2 separate regions of the Homo sapiens genome follow, and region 2 is linked to region 1. A link is a loop called in an ENCODE intact Hi-C map of the cell type or tissue named here. Cell type or tissue: adrenal gland. All regions are shown on one strand.

Region 1 (2,500 bases):
AGACAGATAGAGATAATAAAAGCATTCCTGGCTAGGCATGGTGGCTCAGGCCTGTAATCCCAGCACTTTCGGAGGCTGAGGTGGGCGAATCACCTGAGGTCAGGAGTTCCAAGACCAGCCTGGCCAATATGGTGAAACCTCATCTCTACTAAAAATACAAAAAATTAGCCAGGGTGGTGGCTCACACCCGTAATCCCAGGTACTCGGGAGGCTGAGGCAGGAGAGTTGCTTGAACCCAGGAGGCAGAGGTTGCAGAGAGCCAAGATCACACCACTGTACTCCAGCCTGGCCAATAGAGTGAGACTCCATCTCAAAAAATTTAAAGAAAGCATTCCCAATGAAGACACAGCAAAAATGCTCTCCTTCACTATTACTATTCAATATTTAATGGGAATTCCCAGCCAGCACAATTAAGAAAATAAGTAACAAGGATCGAAAAGAGACAATATTATCATTCTTTACTGACAGAATGATTACATATAAAATTCAAAAACATATACAAAGTATCAGACCTAATACGAGTTTGGAAAGACTATAGGAAAAAAAAAAACTTTAAAAACGCTTTCCAATATTTCAATAACAATCAATTAAAAACCATTTTTAGAATTAGCAATAAACTCCACCAGGTACCTAGAAAAAAACTAAGACACAAGAACTTTATACACATAAAATTGTGCCAAAATACGTTAAAATGTATTCAACTCTTCCAGCTTTATTGTGGTATAAGTGACAAATAAAAATTGTATATATTTTAGGTGAACAACATAAGTTGATACACATATTCACTGTAAAATGATTACCACAATCAGGCCAATTAACATATCCATCACCTCACATAGTTACCATTTTTATCCTTGTGGTAAGAATATTTAAAATCTACTCTCTTAGCAAATTTCAAGTATACAAAACATTATTATTTTAGTTATAGCCACATTAGGTCTCCAAAACTAACTCATCGTGTAACTGAAAGTTTGTTCGCTTTGACCAACACCTACCCATTTCCCACAGGCCCAGCCCCTGCAACCATCATTCTCCTCTCTGTTTCTATGAGCCACGTTTTTAGATTCCACATATAAGTGAGACCATGTGGTATTTATCATTCCCTGGCTTGCTTATTTCACTTAGTGTAATGTCCTCCAGGCTTATCCATGTTGTTCAAAAAGGCAGGATTTCCTTTCTTTGAAGGCTGGCTAATACTCCTCTGCCTGTGTGTTTGTGTGCATGTGTGTGTGTGTCTGGATGTGTGTTTGTATGTGTGTCACATTTTATCAGTTTATCCACTGATGGACATTAGGTTGTTCCCATTATCTTGGCTATTGTGACTAATGCTGCAGTGTACATGGGGGTGTAGATTTATCTTTAAAACACTGATTTCAATTACTTTGGATATATACCCAGAAGTAGAATTGTTGGATCATATGGTTGTTCTATAATTTTTTGAGGAACCTCTATACTGTTTACCACAATGGCAGTACCAATTTACATTCCCAGCATCAATATATAAGGGTTCCCTTTTCTCCACAACCTCACCAACTCTTGTTATCTGTTGGTACTTTGAGAATAGCCATTCTAACAGGTGGGAGATCACATCTCATTGTAGTTTTGATTTGTATTTCCCTGATGATTGATGATGTTGAGCACTTTTTCACATACTTGTTGCCATTTGTATGTCTTCTGTGAGTTGCCTTTACATTTCATTGTTTCCTTTGCTCTAAAGAAATATTTTAGTATGGTGTAGTCCAATTATTTGTTTTTACTTTTGTTGCTTCTGTTTTTGGTGTAATATTCAAAACATCACTGCTAAGATCCATCTTATTGAGCTTTCTATGTTTTCTTCTAGGAGTTTTGTGGCTTCAGGCCTTTCCTTTAAATCTTTAAACAATTTTAACTTGATTTTTGTGTACAGTGTCAGATAACTCTCCAATTTTGTTTCCTTTCATATTTTTTCTTTTTTTGCATGAGGATATCCAGTTTTCCTAACACCATTAATTGAAAACAATGATCCTTTTCCCATTGTGTATTCATGGCACCTTTGTCAAAGATTAGTTGACCATATATGCATGGGTTTATTTATGGGCTTTCTATTCTGTTCCATTGGTCTATGTGTCTGTTTTTATGCCAGTAGCATGTTTTTTTGGCTACTATAGCTTTGTAATATAATTTAAAATCAGGAGATGTGATGACTTCAGTTTTGTTCTTCCTGTTAAAAATTGCTTGGGCTATTCGGGGTCTTTTGTGGTTCCCTATGAATTTTAGGATTGTTTTTTCTATTTCTGTGAAAAATGCCAATGAAATTTTGATAGACTGCATTGAATCTGTAGATCACTTTGGGTATTATGAATATTTTTATAATATTGATTATTCTGATCCATGAACATGGGATATCTTCCCATTTGTGTATCATTCCATTTCTTTTATCAATGTTTCATAGTTTTTGGTGTATAGATCTTGCATCTCCTTATTTAAGCTTATTTATGTTATTATTTTTGATGCTATTGTA
Region 2 (2,500 bases), 64 kb before region 1:
CTAAGGAGAAATCAATTCCGTGGGGAAAACCTGGGAATGGAGGAAGCGGAAACAAGAAAGTGGGAAGTGGGGAAAGGCAAGAAGGCTTTCTTTCAGAAGGTGAGTTAGAGATACCACCTGTCTCCCCCATTGATAAAAGGCTCCTCCCATGGCTGGCTCCACTCATCCTGCCAGCCTCATTTCAAAGGCCACAGGCTCAGAGAGGTCCCTGCTGAGCCCCGAGTCCACAGCACAGCCCTGGCCCCTCTCGATGGCCTTGCAGTTTTATCTTAAACATGTATCTCTGTATGAAATGGTTTCCTTATTTTTTGCCTGTCTCTCCTGCTCTAGGACGTGTACTCGCCAGGCAGAGGCCTGGTGTGTCTTCTCCAAAGCAGTATCTCCAGCTCCCAGCACAGGCCTGGCCCATAGCAGGGACTATGATCATTATGAATGCATTGAGAAGCCAGGCATGGTGGCACATGCCTGTAATCACAGCTACTCGGGAGGCTAAGGCAGGAGAATCACTTGAACCCGGGAGGCAAGCAGAGGTTGCAGTGAGCCAAGGTCATGCCACTGCACTCCCGCCTGGGCAACAGAGTGAGACTCCATCTCAAAAACAAACAAACAAACAAACAAAAAGAATGCATTGAGAGATGGGTGGGGGAAGGATGGGAGGAAGGAGGGAGGAATGGAGGTACACCCATCACTCGGTAAAACAAGGCCTAATCTGACCTAGATTTAATTATCCTGGAGACCACCCACTCCCCAAAAAAGGGCCAATGACCACTCTGAGTCGGATGGATTGACATAAGGAGAGAGAGGCAGTGTCCAATGAAACTGTGCTAGAGATCCTCATGGTCCCCAGGTTCCTGGTCTTACTGACACGGCTCCGGTGAGCTCCCACCCTCCCAGATGTCTTTCTAGTAACTCCTTTGTGCGTAGCTACCCAAAGCTGGTTTCTGCTGCTTGCCCTAAATATACCCCATTCCAGGAGCATGTATTCAGGGTGGCTGAGGCACACTGCGGGCCCAAACTGTTTTCAAGCTTTACATCTGGGCACTCTACCTGTTTAATCCTCACAAGGACCTAAAGAGGGAAATGCAATTATAATCTGGTATTCTAAGGATACCAGTGGCCGGGTTACGTAACCCCGGGTAAAATCACGCTGGCAGTAACAGGGGAGCCTCGGTTTATACCCAGGCCATAAATTTCCCTCCTGCGATGCCACGCTGGCCCCTGCACGTATGGTTTATTGTGATAAGTAAAGAATCCTATATAACTTATGGTTTTTATGAATCTAAAATTTTGATGAAACAGGTCTGCTTGGAGTAGGATCCAGCTGTGTCATTTTGAATCTTGTACAACTGTTAGACTGCTTTGAGTCATTCTCCTAAAACTGTAATTTTATTTTAAATTATATTTAAATTAATTAAAAATATAATTTTATAACTTGCCCCGGAGACATTTTACAGACATGCTTTTAGCAAAAATATAACCCACAAAATAAAAGTTACTTTGTGAAACCCTCTCCCAAAATTTATATAACATATATAACCATTTTTCTTAAAATTATTTTTAGATCTAAGCAATGGTAAACTCATTAGTCTGTTCATAATATGATTTTATACTCCCTGGCATCTGCAAGCACAGAACATAGAGAACTCAGCTTGAGGAAAAACAGTAAGCAAATTAAAAAGTAAAATAAATCTTAGCCTATGTTCACACACTCAAAATTTAAATAACAGTTTTTCTAGGGGAAAGGAGTGGGAGGTGGAGGCAGAGAGATCAATCCATTTGCCTCTCACTCCAGGTCTGAGAACCCTCATTTTCTATTCTTCAAATTAATGAAATGAACACAAGACCACTCTGATGAGGAAGTCTGAAATAATGGAAACGCCGTGGCATTTGCATTCCCTTTCAATGTGAACAGGCTATTTTGATAGTTAGCAAAACCAGGACAAATTGCCTGAGATTTCATCCTTTGTTGCTCTAAAATGGCTCTCGGGCTGTAATAGGCCATATCACTGCAAAATGCACTTACCTTTAAATAGGCAGGCAAAGTGGATTGTGTTAAATATAAAATTAGTGACATGTTCTCTCAACTCATGGAGTCTAATTCTAATTCAAAAGACTTCTGCTCACTTCAGACAATGCCTGTTCCTTCTTGTTTATAACCTCAATTCCAATTTTCTGCAATTCAAATAAATCCCACCTACAGCCCTGGGCTTTGGTCTCACCCACCTCTGCCCCAGACACCAGGCTCAGACTCCCAGGCCCTCTGTCTGCCCCGCACGCCTGCCATGTCTGAGCTCTTGAGCATGGGTCTGTACTGCCTAGGAGGCTCTTCACCAGGTTTCCACATCACGGATGCCTCGTCACCATCCTGGCCTGGGCTTAAACGTCATCTCCTCCCAGTGGCTTGGCCTGAAGAACTGCTCTGATGTCTTCTTCCCCACATTTGCACCATGTTTGATCATCTTACTCTGGCTGGTTAGTGCTGTTCCCATCAGACCCTCTC

What was found. A loop is a pair of places that touch in the nucleus more often than their neighbours do. Peaks named below come from ENCODE experiments on the same cell type or tissue, not always from the same donor. Only the 100,000 strongest peaks of a DNase experiment are listed, where the experiment ranks them.
Region 2: a loop joins it to region 1, with 3 times the contacts of the local background. A loop is called at or near these places in 1 of 110 quality-filtered maps.

Annotation. Positions count from the first base shown.
Region 1 is chr15:29,493,665-29,496,164 of GRCh38, forward strand. All of the region lies in intron 1 of ENTREP2 (endosomal transmembrane epsin interactor 2), which reads right to left. Among named protein-coding and RNA genes, the nearest start is that of ENTREP2, 76 kb to the right of the region's middle. In adrenal gland, no CTCF peak of the experiment used is centred here; no DNase peak of the experiment used is centred here.
Region 2 is chr15:29,430,056-29,432,555 of GRCh38, forward strand. All of the region lies in intron 1 of ENTREP2 (endosomal transmembrane epsin interactor 2), which reads right to left. Among named protein-coding and RNA genes, the nearest start is that of ENTREP2, 140 kb to the right of the region's middle. In adrenal gland, no CTCF peak of the experiment used is centred here; a DNase peak (open chromatin) is centred at 1,046.